3 separate regions of the Mus musculus genome follow, and regions 2 and 3 are each linked to region 1. Evidence: chromatin loops called from intact Hi-C (ENCODE). Cell type or tissue: heart. All regions are shown on one strand. Each heading gives the region's core, and the rest is flanking DNA. Links, peaks and the distances in the headings are about the cores only.

Evidence for each region. Peaks named below come from ENCODE experiments on the same cell type or tissue, not always from the same donor. Only the 100,000 strongest peaks of a DNase experiment are listed, where the experiment ranks them.
Region 2: it touches region 1 in a loop (2.5-fold over the local background); 1 of 42 quality-filtered maps calls a loop at or near these places.
Region 3: a loop joins it to region 1, with 12 times the contacts of the local background. A loop is called at or near these places in 1 of 42 quality-filtered maps.

The regions. Positions count from the first base shown.
Region 1 is chr3:96,903,309-96,908,280 of GRCm38, forward strand. It overlaps Gpr89 (G protein-coupled receptor 89), which reads right to left and starts at 1,990. Exons shown (of 14, transcript NM_026229.4): 1 at 1,874-1,990. The coding sequence starts at 1,915. In heart, for the core only: no CTCF peak of the experiment used is centred there; a DNase peak (open chromatin) is centred at 2,033; H3K4me3 peaks cover 1,621 bases; H3K27ac peaks cover 1,162 bases; H3K27me3 peaks cover 1,047 bases.
Region 2 is chr3:96,737,655-96,742,626 of GRCm38, forward strand. All of the region lies in intron 1 of Rnf115 (ring finger protein 115), which reads left to right. Among named protein-coding and RNA genes, the nearest start is that of Rnf115, 13 kb to the left of the region's middle. In heart, for the core only: CTCF peaks have their summits at 525 (motif pointing right) and 2,805 (motif pointing right); no DNase peak of the experiment used is centred there.
Region 3 is chr3:97,760,030-97,765,001 of GRCm38, forward strand. All of the region lies in intron 8 of Pde4dip (phosphodiesterase 4D interacting protein (myomegalin)), which reads right to left. Among named protein-coding and RNA genes, the nearest start is that of Gm46816, 15 kb to the left of the region's middle. In heart, for the core only: no CTCF peak of the experiment used is centred there; no DNase peak of the experiment used is centred there.

The DNA.
Region 1 (4,972 bases), core at 464-4,463:
TCAATTTTTGGGAGTTAGTTCTCTCCTTCCATTCTGAGCACCAAGATCTAACTCAGGTTTCAGGCTTGGGCAGCAAGTGCCTTTATCCGCTCAGTCATCTCATTGGCCTGAGGTGAGAGTCTCTGATATGAAGTTTCTGATTTCATACCACATAAACCTTCCAGTTCATATGGAACAGGAAAAATGGTGCATGCATTGCTTTCCTGTTAACCACATTTCCCTAAGGCCTTACTTGGCCTCCACTCTGCCACCAAATGGGTCAGATGCTAGGGAATACAAGAGAGAGTAAGAAAGATACTATCTTGGATTTCATGGGGAAGGAAAATAAAACATACATGAGAAAGAAAGTGGCTGGAATGAAAGGCCCCTTTGGTTATTGATAGGGGACAAGTTACGCCTCCCTGTGGTGACATTTTCATTTAATTAACACCTCAATGATGGCAAAGTAGCCCCAAAACATATAAAGACAGGGAACATTTGACGCAAAGGATTGTTTGGGTTTTAGATTTCAGCACTTTGGTTGGTTAAATTTAATATTTCATGTGGATATATTTGTAAAAGTTAAAGATTATAAATTTAAGGCATAAAAGTTTAGAAAGCCATATTCTTGGGAACTTTTGAATTATGTTCATGTTAATCTCACAGGTGAAAGTGCATGGAAATTTTCTAATTATACTCTTATTTTTGTACTCTTTAACAAGCTGGGAATGGACATTTATATTTACCTGTGGGGGGAAAAACTCTTAAAACTTAAATGTTTTTTTTTTTCTTGAATTGGTAGTAAGGCTGAAAGCCACTCTGTGTCATTATCAAGGACAACAGGGGAGGCGCAGAGAGATTTGAAGCAGAAGGCAGAGTGTCCAGAGTTTTGTGTATTTACAGATTTGAACACTATGCTAGCAACAAAAGCAGTCAAATGTACTTGAAAGGTATTAATTTTGAAAAGGGAAAAATGGTTACTGTATTAGAGTGGTGAAATGGGTTGGCTTTTTCTTGTTTTACATTTTCTTAAGTGTTGTTACCGACGTTTTCAAGAGGTGAGGGCAATGCTCTGCTGAGGGAAGCATTGGGATGCAGCTGCACAAACCCTAAATTCAAGGATGTACCTCACTTACGTCCCTCAGGGGAACTGTTTCTTTCCCTTGCCATTTGGATGCGATGAAGAGAAAAAAAAATCTTTTACTGGAAAGATGCGGGGTGAGAGCGATAATGCAAGCAAAGAAGCGTCTGCAGTTGCTTAGTGAGTGCTTGCATTTGAAAGTGGGTACATGGCTATGCACATAAATACATACATGATATCAGGGCTATCATAAACACTTGGGGTGGGGTGGGAGGAAACCCTGGAGAGACACGACTGATGGGAAAAGCAAGAGGCTCACTAGACGAAGCGAGCAGAACTTGCCAGTGGTTTATACTTCTTCGGTTTTGTTTAACGGTAGATAGAGGTGGCCAAGTGAGAAGAAAACGTGGGTCGACCGCGACCCGCAAAGAGTGAACAGCAACCAGAGAACGAAAGATGAGGTGTCACTGCACAAAGGAAAGCTCAGACTTGGACCTCGCGGAGGCAAACGTGTCAGCACCCGGATCCTGCAAAGCCCATACCCGTCCCGGTCCTCAGCCCTGGTAGGCACGCTGCCGTGGGCCTCCCGCCGGGAGCCAAGCTTCTCCAGGCTCCGTGGTCCGCGGAGCTGCCCGGAAGCCTCGGGGCGCCGTGGGTACTGACCCCCGCATGGCACCGGCTCAGCGCTGGGGCCAGCCAGGCCCTCCCCAGAGTCTGGGGACGCACGCTAGGTGAGTGACAGCACCACACGTCAGCCTTCGCCACCCGGGCAAGGGAGCGGGCTGAGCAAATCCAGGTTCTCCCAAGGCTCACCTGGGAGGTGATCATGATGCTGGAGTCGATCAGGAAGCTCATGGCGAAGCCTCGGGAGGCCCATGCCCAGCTGTCTACCCCTCAGAGAAGCCGCGGCTTAAGACCTGTCCACCTGCTGTGGTAGGCGGCCTGGCCTGGCGCGTGCTTACGTCATCAAGATGCGCCCTAGCCAGCCAATCAGCGGCCGCATTCTCCGTTTGCCTGGAAGGTGAGGGTGGGCAGGGCTGGAAGCCGCTGGGTAGACTCAAAGCAGATGTGTTTCTTCTTAGTAGGCACAAGGAGGTGAGGAGAGGTAACATTTGCTTTAAGTGGCACTGCCATTAAATATAATGAAATTATTTTTATATTTTTCATAGCTAGAAACACTGGGGTGAGAGTTGTGCGAGGTCCTCAGTGACATTCCCAACACGGCAGAAAGTAAAAATAAGTTAACATAGCGAGTGAGGCTTTAAGTCAAGTAGTGTGTTGCAGATGTTACAGATTTTACTTGGTTTAAAAAGCAGTGTGACATCTATAAGCGAAAGGATGGTGGACAGGAACGTAAGAGTCTTCTCAAACATAGCTAAGTAAATTTCTGATATGATAACGTCAAAAGCACACGGCTTATAAGAGTGTGCACTCATTGGACTCTAATGAGACCGCCATTATAGTTGGCGCTTTAGGGTGTGGAGTATTAGGCCAAAGGACGAGAAATTACATGAAGACAGATTTTAATTCAAAATAATAATTACGTAGGAGTCTTAAAGGTGGGCTATGTTAGAAAGTAGTTTCCCCCTTCCCAACACAGTCTGAGTGGCTGTGGCTCAACTACAAAGTGAATTATAATTCCTTCCATTAGATACTCCATTTATGAAGGCTTAATATACTACAATGGGACTTAGACTTTTCCCACTAGAACCCTAGCTAGTCTTATTGTAAAGACTAGTTACAGTCAAGGCTTGTAAGGGTGCAAGTGTATGTTGCAGGGGATGCTGGTATCTAGAAAGTGAGTGCTCAGATTATAATATAAATAAACAAGAACATTCCCCCAGGTTGCCACACATAAAGAAAGACCCCTGTTCCTTTGATCTGAAGCCTGTCTTACCAAGCAGCCTGTCCTAGTTAGGGCTACTATTGCTGTGTTGAAACACCATGACCGAAAACAAGTTGGGGAGAAAAGGGTTTATTTCAGCCTACACTTTCACACTGTAGTTCCCTTTTGAGGGAAGTCATGACAGGAACTCAAACAGGGCAGGGATCCTGAGGCAGGAGCTGATGCAGAGGCAATGGGTGTGTGTGTGTGTGTGTGTGTGTGTGTGTGTGTGTGTGTGTTGCTTACTGGCTTACTTGTGGCTTGCTCAGCCTGCTTCATATGTGTATAACTCAGACATGGCAACACCCACAATAGACTGGGCCTTCTATCACCAATCACTAATTAAGAAAATGCTCTACAATTTTGCTTCCAGTCCAATCTTATGGAGGCATTTTTCTCAATTGAGTTTCCTTCTTCTTAGATAACTTTAGGTTGTGTCAAATTGACATAAAACCAGATAGCACACAGCACAAACTACATATCAAATACCAAATACCTGTACCAGAGTGCCAGGGAGCTGTGGAGGCTGCCTTACCATGAGAGTCTCTTAAATCACAGAACTCTGTGTTCCTGGTCCCATCTCTCAGGGAAGCAGATAGCTGCCTACAATGTGGCACTCAACTGTCATTCAAAGCTGTGGGATAGTGGAGGACACTGGGAAATTGTACTTGTATAATTATTATGCCTAACTAATTTGATCTATAGGATTTGTGAACTTAAGTAAGCACACACAGAGATGAAATTTAAAATTGAATATGTAAGTTGGGATTGATACGTGAAAGCAACACTAGGGATTGTTCTGAACCTCTGGTCACCTATCCTCTGTGCCTGCGTGGAACAGAAAGTGCTTCTTGCTCTAAGACTAACCACCTTTCTAGGAAGGTGGATGTCGGCTTGGCATTCACTCATTTTAGATAAGTACCTACCTTATCGTGGCGTGGGATTTAACATCACGACTTTGGCTAGACAGTCAGACAGGAGTGCAATACTGGTGTATTTTGAAGTCTGAGATACTCGGTATTGGGTATCCTGATATGTATCCACATATGTATGTGTGCTCACATGTTCATGTAGAGACCACAGGTGAACACTGAGTGCCTTCCTGCACCTTCCTTCAATGTCCTTTGTCTTATGCTTTGACAGCATCTTCTAGTGAACCTGGAGTTTGCTGATTTGGATAGACTCGCTGCCCAGCAAGTCCCAGAGATCCTTCTGTCTCCATTTCTTTAGCATTGGGATTACAGTTATGTGCGGCCCTGCTTGGCATTCTTACCAGAATTCAGGGGACCTGAACCCTATTTTGCATGCTGTCATGGCAAGTAGTTTATTGCCCAGTCATCTGCCTAGTTTCTAGATGTACATAGTTGATTTTTTAATGGTTTTTCTATCAGACAGTATATCATACACTTACATGATAAAAGAATTTCTTTTTATTGTTAATGCATGTCTGTGCATATATGCACATGTATGTGCACTTGTATGTGTATAGAAAATGTTTCTCATTGGCCTGGAGCTTACCAATTAGACTAGACTGGCAGGCTAGTGAGCCTGGGGGAATCTTCCTGTCTCACATCTCAGCACTGAGATTACAGGTGTGCCTCAGCAAGGCAGGACCTCTCCAACTCTGTATAGTAAAGAAGATGAACCACAAGTAATATTTATCCAAACTTTCAACTTTCTCTAAGCAAGGGACTTTTAATGTATGTGTTCCAAAATCCTGGACACACACTAAGCTCCTTCAGCTAGCTTCTCTGACAGTTGGGTTGAGGCTGGTGAACTGTCGGGGAGAAGCCAGCCATTTATCCTGACAGTTGATTCCCGGAAAATCTAATGCCGCTTTTGAGGGGACTTGGGGAGAGCAGCAGTTTCTTCTGCTGACTCTCCTCTTTCAATTAAATTCTCTCTTGGTCTTCAGTAACCTGGAGTGCTTGGTAAACTGAGTTCCCAGGCTATTCGAGGACCATTTAAAGAAAAGAAAAGAATAGAAAGGAAAAGAAAAGGAAAGAAAGAAAAAAGGAAAGTAAGTT
Region 2 (4,972 bases), core at 338-4,337, 170 kb before region 1:
TTAGAGAATTTAGGACTAGCAGCAGTCACAACAGATTTTGAAAGTATTTGACAATGCTCTGTACCTGCCTAGTGCCCAGAGAGAAGTAGGTCTGTCTTAGGAATGGAGCTGCGTAATCTTAATTGAAAGGAAGTACATGGACACTGTAAGGAAAGAGCTTTAAAAAGGAAGGAAGGAAGGACCCTTATCAAAGTAGAAATATTTCAGATTATTCTTAGAGTTTCCAATATGTAAGTTGAGGTTAAAGGCCAAAAGATTTATATAATTCTTTTCTTAATTTGTTGGTAGCTCAAAAGTTTTTTTTTTTTGAAAAGATTTTAAAATTACATTTACTTACTTATTGTGTGTGTATTATACCCTTTGTTTTTCTATTTAAATTTATTTAGTTTATGTGTGTGAGTGTAGTGCATATGTATGTGTGCCATGTGTGTGATTGGTGCTTGCAGAGGTCAGAAGAAGGCATCAGATCCTCTGGAACCTGAGTTAGGAATGTCTGTGAACCATGTGCATGAAGTACCCATGACTGCCAGAAGAAGGCATCTGATCCCTTGGGACTGGAGTTACAGATGGGTTCACTAGGAATCCAAGCTGAGGGTTTCTGGAAGAGCAGCCAGTGTTCTTAACTGCTGAGCTCTCTCTCCAGCTCCTTGATGTAGGGCAGGCTGATCTCAGACTAGCGGGAATCATTGTTGCCTAGAACTAGAATTCTAGGTGTTTACCACCATAATGCTTTGATATGCACCTACACAGTGAAATGATAACCAGTCCTGCTTTGAGTAGTTTCAGATTCCTTACTTTTGATAGCTTAGGCTGTTCAGAAACATGGTTCAATTCTTATTTTGTGGTAAAGTACCTAAAATGGGGATATTCAGAAAAGTTCATTTTGTGTGCTTTTACTTCCCTAACTTCTATAGTATATTTAAAAGTGTGCTTTTATAGAACATATTTTTTGTTTGTTTTGAGACAGTGTCTCATTAAGTAGTTCTGGCTGTCCTTAACTTGTTATGAAGACCATGCTGTCCTTAAACTCACAAAGATCTGCATGTAGCCTCCCAAGTGCTGGGATTAAAGACTGTGCTACCATACCTTTAAAGAGTAAAATTTACTCTGAAAAATGTCATATGTATATAACATGTGTTTTGGGCATATTTGTTTTTGTTATTAAAATTTTTTAAATTTTTTTCTGAGATAGACTTTCTCTGTGTAGTCCTGGCTGTCCTGAAACTCACTCTGTGAAGTACAGGCTGGCTTTCAACTCACAGAGGGCCGTCTGCCTCTGTCTTCCAAGTGCTGTGGTTGCATGTGTGGGGGTATCTTGCCTGCATATATGTATATGCATTGCTTGTGTGCCTGGTGTCCAGGGAGGCCAAAAGAAGGCATTGGATCTCCTGGAACTGGAGTTACAAATAGTTATTAGCTGCTGTGTTGATGCTGGAAATTGAACATGGCTCCTCTGGAAGAGCAGCCAGTGTTCTTAACTGCTGAGCCATCTTTCCAGTCCTCATGTATAATGCATTTTGATTTTATCCACCAACTACTACTTCCCTCCTACTTCCTCCAGGACCCTTTCATCTGATCTCCCTCTAACTTCATGTTTTCTTTTATTATTTTTAGTGGTAGTGCAGTTAGTGTTGACCATATGGTCATTAGTGTGGGCCATTCACTGGGGCATGGGCAACCTACTAGCAGCCACATCCTCAAAAAAAAGTGACTTTCTCCTCAGCTGCTGTCAATTGCCAGTGGTTCCCCACCTCAGAGTTGGACCTCAGGAGTTCTTCCCTAGTCTATGCTGGAATTAAAAAAAAAAAAAGATATATATGTTTAATATATAAATTTTAAATGTGTATGAGTATTTTGTCTGCATGCCTGTGTAGAGGTCAGAAGAGAGTGTTAGATCCTCTGGAACTGGAATTATAGAGGGTGATAAGCCACCAGGTAGGTGCTGGGAGCCAAACCCATATCCTCTGTAAGAGCAGTGTGTGCTCTTAACCACTGAGCCATCGCTCCAGCCCCCAAGATGGAATTTTGACTGGCTTGGTCTTGTACTGGTTTTGTACACAATCACAGCTGCTATGAAGTAGGCATATTGTTAGAGTTGGTGTGTTGTTGATGTTATATGTAGAAGACAGCATTTCTCAGCTTTCCCCTTCCCATGTTCTCTCTCATCTGCTCACTCTTCCTCCTTGTTCTCTGAGCCTTGGATGGAAGAAGCTGACATTCGAGAGCAGCACAACTCTGTGGGTATAAACAACACCTATAGGTTCTTCCCAACTGCCATATCTCTAGTCTCTATTATATTTTAAAAATTAGCTTACAAGCTATTGGGTTTCCATAGACCTCTTTGTCTTGGCTAACCCATATGCTTCTCCTGCTTACTCACATCTCCTACCCTCAACTCCATGCAGTTTTTAACCTGGAATATTCTCCCTGTTCCTTCATATTACTGATTCCACTGCCCCTTCTGATTGTATTTTTCATTTGGTTGCAAGAGTGTAGGTTTCCACATAGCTTTTACACACACCCTACCTTCCCTCATTTCCTCATGTCTTCATTCCCTATCCTTCTTCATCTTTGAGCCTTTCCACCCCCAGTATTCTCCCTCTATACTTCCATTTTACCCATTTCACTGTCTCCTCTATCTTAATGATAGGATGTATTCTTTTTGTTCTCTTTGTTTTAGTCTTTCTTCCTTTCTCTCTCTTTCTCTTTCTTTCTTTCTTTCTTTCTTTCTTTCTTTCTTTCTTTCTTTTCTTTCTCTTATGAATGAGTGCTCTATCTGCACATACACCCACATGTCAGAAGAGGGCATTAGACCCCACTATAGATGGGTGTGAGTCACCATGTGGTTGCTGGGAATTAAACTCAGCAGCTAGTGCTCTTAACCCCTGAAGCATCTTTCCAGCCTGATAAGCTAGTTGGTTTCTTTCTTTCTCTCTTTCTTTCTTTCTTTCTTTCTTTCTTCCTTCCTTCCTTCCTTCCTTCCTTCCTTCCTTCCTTCCTTCCTTCCTTCCTTCCTTCCTTCTTTCTTTCTTTCTTTTTGGTTTTTCGAGACAGGGTCTCTCTGTATAGCCCTGGCTGTCCTGGAACTCACTCTGTAGACCAGGCTGGCCTCGAACGCAGAATTCTGCCTGTCTCTGCCCCCCAGGTGCTGGGATTAAAGGCATGCGTCACTACCACCCGGCACAGCTGTATTCTTAATAGATGATTTCAGTGACTTTTAATTCCTATTTTTCTTTCTGAACGGTGCTTAGGAAACAGGGTTTGCAGTATATTTTGCTGAGTGAATAAATGTTATCAGTTTTGAAAAAAGTTTCTTTTTAGCTAAACTGGTTAAAATCTGTCTTTGAACTACTATGGAACATATGTTTTAGCTGAGTATTGTAGCACACCAGTAACCTCTATACTCAGAAAGTAGAGGCAGGACAATCAGGAGTTTAAAAAACATGGGATATTTATTCTTTTGTATTGGTTACCATATTCTCTATTACTGAGTTGTTACTTTAACTTGTGTTAAGCAAAAACATTGTAATTAACTCTTGTGGGTGGTGAGGTGGCTCCATGGCACGCACTGTGCCAACCCAACAACTTGATTTGTTCCTGGGAAACCTGTGTATATTAATGGGGGTTCTCTAGAGTCACAGAATTTATGAAATGTCTCTATATATTAAGGGAATTTATTGTAATGACTTAACAGTTTGTAGTTCAACTAACCCAACAATGGGCAGCTGTGAATGGAAGTCTAAGAATCTAGTATGCTCAGTCCCATGAGGCTAGTTGTTTCAGCTGGTCTTCTGTAGAAGCTGGAATCCTGAAGAGGTAGCTTCCCACAGATGTGCTGGCAATGGCAAGTAAATGAAAGCAGGTGAACGAGTGAGAGTCTTCCATCTTCCAGTGTCCTCATGTAGGCTTCCAGCAGAAGGTGTGGCCTAGATGAAAGGTGTGTATTACCGTGCCTGGATCTGGAACTTGTTTTGTCCCGGGCTGTCCTTGAATTCAGAGATCTGCTTGCCTTAGTCTCCTGGGATTAAGGGCATGTACTACCTTGCCTGGGCCTAAGCTTTTTATGGCCACTATGCCTCAAGATCTCTATGCCAAGATCCAGGTCAGAAGCCTGAGTCTTCCGGCCTCAAGATCTGGATCACAGGTGTGCCTTCCATTTCTGGATTGTAGTTCATTCCAGATATAGTCAAATTAACAACCAGAATAGCCATCACACTGGGTAAAGGTGGATGGAGAGGCTGACTTCACAAAGTTGTCCTCTGACCTTCCCGTGGACACTATGGCACATGTGCTCACTCACATTAATAATAAGTTTAAATTCTGACTGTGTTGTGTTATATAAGGTTAACTTTTCTTTTTCTTTCTTCTTCTTTTTCTTTCTTTTTTAAAATTAAAAATGTATTTATTTATTTACACTGTAGATCTCATGAGACACACCAGAAGAGGGAGGGCATCAGATCCATTACAGATGGTTGTGAGCCACCATGTGGTTGCTTAAAATTAAACTCAGGACCTCTAAAGCAGTTAGTGTTCTTAACTCTAGCCCTGAAGTTAACTTTTTCTAGGTGTGTGTGTGTTCATACCAATAGAGGCCAGCTCCAAGAATCCTCCTATCCTGTCTCTGTCTTCCCAGCACTAAGATTATAGGCACACAGTTGTGTCCAGCTCCTTTCCTTTCCTTGCCTTGCCTTGCCTTTCCTTGCCTCTCCTCTTCCTTCCCTTCCCTTCCCTTCCCTTCCCTTCCCTTCCCTTCCCTTCTCCTTCCTTCCCTTCCCCTTCCTTCCCTTCCCCTCTCCTCTCCTCCCCTCCCCTCCCTTCCCTTCCCCTCCCCTCCCCTCCCTTCCCTTCCCTTCCCCTCCCTTCCCTTCCCTTCCCCTCCCCTCCCTTCCTCTCTCTTTCCCTCCCCTTCCCTCCCCTCCCCTGTTCTCTCCTCTCCTTTTCCTCTCCTCTCCTCTCCTCCCCCCTCCCCCCC
Region 3 (4,972 bases), core at 338-4,337, 860 kb after region 1:
AGGGGTTTGGTTACCCCAGTGCTGGTTACTGCTTTGTTTCTGACACTATAAAATACAGAGCGCTGTGGGTGGGGAGCACTACGCAGGCAAACACTTAGTTCTGGCTCCCATTAGTCTTGGTTTATTGAGGAAGTAGTCATACTAGAAGACTATTCATTTCGACAGGTCATATAAAAAAGGCTCTTGGCAGAGATGAAATTTATTTAGATCTACAAAGGATGAGAGCTTTTGACGCTGGCTATGATGAGTAAGGACTAATGTTCTAGGCCAACCGGAGGAATGGGTAGGGTTAATGGATACAAAATATCGACTTTGTTACTTTTATAAGCAATGTAATCTTATAACTAACAACTGACACTGAAAACCATATTTTTTTTTCTTGTTTTGTTTTGAGACAGGGTCTCATAATCCCAGTCTGGCCTCAAATCCCAGGATCTAGCTTCTCAACTGCTAAGATTACAAGCCTGCATCACTGCACCCAGCTTTGAATCATTGCTAAGAATCAAAAGGGTGCAATGAATTCAAGAAAAACAGGTACAAACAAGGATGTTTTATTACCTTCATAAGCCCACAGCTATTTCTGAATAGCTCATTAAAAGGCTACTTTATGGGCTGGAGAGATGGCTCAGCGGTTAAGAGTGCTAACTGCTCTTCCAAAGGTCCTGAGTTCAAATCCCAGCAACCACATGGTGGCTCACAACCATCTGTAATGAAATCTGATGCCCTCTTCTGGAGTGTCTGAAGACAGCTACAGTGTACTTACGTATAATAAATAAATAAATAAATATTTTTAAAAAGGCTACTTTATCCCTGCTAAGTGAATTGATAAAACAATCTTAAAATTAAAAGGTAAGATGATCAAAGAGGTATTGAGACATAGTCTCAAACATCAACAAATGACAGGAAATGGAAATGATCCACAGAGTTCTGAAAGTTGATGGACTGCACGGAGACTTCTGACAGCATCCTTCAGAAGAGGCTGAACTTCAACGCTTGCTTTGACAAGAAACAGGAGTGAAATGGGCCCTTTCACTCTGGTTATACCTCTCGCTTATCACTATAGCACGTTCACCTTCATTTACTCCCTCGACACAGATGTGTTAAGCACTAAGTAGCAGATACTATGTTGGAGAAAGGAATGCTGCATAGGACAAAGTAACTCCTCTTGAAGATTCTGCAGAGCTTGGGTTTGGTGACTACATGGTAAATATGAAAGAAGGAGTGGAGAGTCCTGTCGCTTAGCAGTTCCTATGCAGTAACACAGGAAACCATGTAGAGAACTGGTGACTGTTACTTTATATCAACTAGAAAGAGTTTCTCCAACTAGAGAGAAGTTCCTCTTGAGACAGTATCTGAATGGACATCGGAAGGAGAAGTAGCCAGCTAGTCGGAAAGAAACAGAACCCAAGCTAGGCAGACAGAAGAGCTGATGGCAAGTGAGCCTGGGAAAGGAAAGGCCTATATGCCCAGAAGGACGCATCCCGGGAGAAAGCCACTGTGAGCTGCCTGTGTAATGTTTCATTTTCTCATAGCTTCACTGAATAAAAGTGAAAAAAAAAAGTGAACTTAATTTTGACAATTTGTCTAAGCAAATATTTCTAAAACATTTAAAACATTACAATGAGGTCAATATAAAAATAAGATTTTTATTTGAGGTCTATTTTATACTCAGAGCACATTTCAACTCAGACTTGCCACATTTCGAGTTTGAAAGAAGGGGGACACAGGCTGGTGGCCGGCCTTATTAGAACACGCTAGACAAAGGGGAGGGGACCAGTGTGACGGGAGGCACAGCCCGGGACCTAACCTCCTGTACAGCAGGGATAGTCAGGCTGGATTCATCTAAACTGGGTAAGAGTGGTCTGCGGTGTTTTATGGTCTTACATTTTGGTTACGGTTTTGGTGCTGCTGAGTGTTGAACCCAGGGCCTTCTGTAGCTATGTTCCCAGCCCTGACTGCGGTGTTTTCTAACAGAAGAGCAATCCGATTTACGTTTTTAGAAGCTCACTGCAGTCGCTCAGTGGTGATGGACAGTTCCCCGGCAGAAGAGAGATTATCAAGAATGCAGGTGGAAAGTGGCTGGATTATAAAGATAGCAGTGGTAGAGATAAGTGGATGAGTCTGGTACAGCTAATATGATGCTGCTCCAGACAACGGGAGGCTGGAGAAGCAAGGTGGATGACTCCCAGAAATACTTGAGACATTTGTTGTGGTGAATACAAGAAGTCTCCCCTGAAGCAATGTGGATTATGTCACACACATACCACAAGAGATGACTGAAATAGATCTTACAATTCAAACAGACAAACAAAACTGTCAGTGATTAATGGAAAAGCTGTGTCTATAAGACCTGGCTTTCTGTTTGCTTGGTGTAAAATCACTCTCTAGTAACCTTATGCTACAAATTAGAAATCTCATCCACAGCAAGCACAATGGAAGACACAACTCTGGGGCTGGAGATAGAGCTGAGCTGTAAGGGCATGTTTACCTAGCATGTCCAAGACCGCAGGCTCAGTCCCTAATCTCTAGTGCTGGGTATCAGGGAACAGTTTCAACATTAAACCGGCAGGAAGACAGTGCTATTTATTCGCTTTAAATCAGAGTCCTCAGAGCTCTGAAGGGAGCAACAAACTAGCCAGCCGCCCCAATTCTACTTCACATACAAGGAAACAGAAAGCTATAAAAGGTAGGCTAAGCTATTCAAGGCACAAAAAAAAAAAAAAAAAAAAAAAAGGCAAGAATTATCCAGAGAAAACTAAATTGCAGTTGGTGATGCAGCTTTTATTCCTATAAACCCAGGGCTCCCCATAATGTTAGGAACATTTTAGGGATCAAAGGCTTGTGCTTAATGACTAAGACCAATAAAAACAAAACCAAATTAAAATTAGGCCTGACTCCTACCTATCCAATGTTCTAATACTTTAGCAGCTGTCTTAGAAGCAAGATCATTTACTTGTGTATGTGTATATATACATACATGTTTATATTCACATATACATCATTCCTCTACCTATGCATACATAAACACGAGGGCACATAAATGGCAACTCTAAAGCCAAAGAATGCCACAGGCAAGGAATCTGCATCTCATGTGAACCATCTCAACATGAGTCACAGGAAACCTCAGATTCTGTAAATGACTTACTTAAAACATGAGAGGTCTTCATTTCTCCTTTCTTCATAATTTATTCTTTTATTGCAGAGAAAATGCCTTTTCAGAGACCCCCAAAGGGCACTTACTATGTTCTTCTGGATCAGGAATGTGCACTAAGCTCTTGTAAAGTACCAAACACACAAGCTTATGGAATCCCGGACAACCTACAGAGCTCGAGATCAGTGGTCCTTAGTTTAGTAGCATCAGGGTCACTCCCAGACGCTTGGCTTCTAAGGCCATGACTTAAGCATGATGTTCTTTCAGATTAATCGTTTTCAGGTCAGAGTTGGTATGCACGCTTTATCAATCTGGAAAGGAAAGCAGAGCCCAGGCCCAGTGCCGCACAAGGCTAAAAAGCAGAGTTCTTACCTCTGATTAACAGCACTTTCCTGGCATGTTCCTTCCCTTACAATAGTGAGTCACAGATCTCAAACTGCTATCATTTCTATCCTGTTGTTAATCATCAGAGACAAACAAGAACCATCAGCTAGCATAAAATTAAAGGCCCAGCCTACAACTATTATCTAATGTCTACATTTTTCAAAGGGTCTGATCCGCCTAAATAAATGACTAAGGTATTAAATGGGACAAATTCACCATAGTCCCCAAACAGAAGACCTTGACATTGTAAGGTATGAGGCAAAGGTGTGCTCTTTGAATTCAGATACAAAGGAGTCTGGTAGCTCAGAGCTCTTTGTGAACTGCTGTTTACTAAGGGACCACACCCCCCTATCATAGCTTTTCTATCTCAGAGCTGGACAATAAAGAAGGAAATTATTACCCAGCAAGACCTCAAACCTTCCTGCAGATAACCTGAAGAGCCTGGGTCTTTGGGTCTTTCAAGCGTAAAGTCCACAGAAGGCAAATAAGTGATTTGCATATATCAGTAAGCAAGACAAATATACTGTTGCTGTTTACCTCAATATAAGGAAGGAGAAGCGGGCGTGGGGTTGGAAGAGAAGCAAAGCTCTCCGGAAGAATCTTCAGGCTGGTAGTTAATACACACACAAAGGGTTAAGTGGGAGATTAAACAAAAGAATCAAAATGACTAACAGAACGGTCCGCCAGGTTTCCTTCCTATTGCAGGATTTTTTTTTTGCTTTTAAGGCTCTTGTATCTACCAGCCAAAAAAGAAAACTACCCAAACCTCACATTTATTATTCTTTGTTCATGTGCTCAGAGAAACTGGTAAAAGCCGGTCTGCCCTTGTTTCACCTGGCTGTGGTTTGACCGAACACCATAACAGCCCTTAAGGAGATTAAAAATCAATCAGATTTAACCAATTAGATTAAGGTCCAGAATAAAATAGGTATTTGGTTCACACACTTTGAACACAGTATAACTATTTTCCCTTGCATCTGTAGTTATTGGAGAAAACATAGTAACTAAAACTCTTTCTTGGAGCTCAGGGCTGTTTTTCTCTCACCTCCCAATGCTGTACACTTCACACAGTAAAGAACGAAGTTATGTGACAACAGAGCGGTACTATCCCACTGATGTAAAGCTCTAACCTTCACAGTTACTGTAACAAAGGGACTTGATCTGAGGGTACAATTATCATGGTTTACACACTCATTCAGTTTTCTTTATGGAAACCCCGAAAATCCTCCTGGAATCCTTGGATACAGAAAGTGGGTTCTTGATTTAAAATAGGTTAAGGTGATACGCTTCAGGCAGTGCAATTAAATGTACAGAATGAAAAGGTCTTGGCAGAAACGGGTGAGGGAACTTTGGCTCAGCAAGCCTCTTATTTAAACAAACTTTCCAACACTCTTAATGAGGGCTGTTCTTGAAAATCCTTCCCAACTCCAAAGCTGG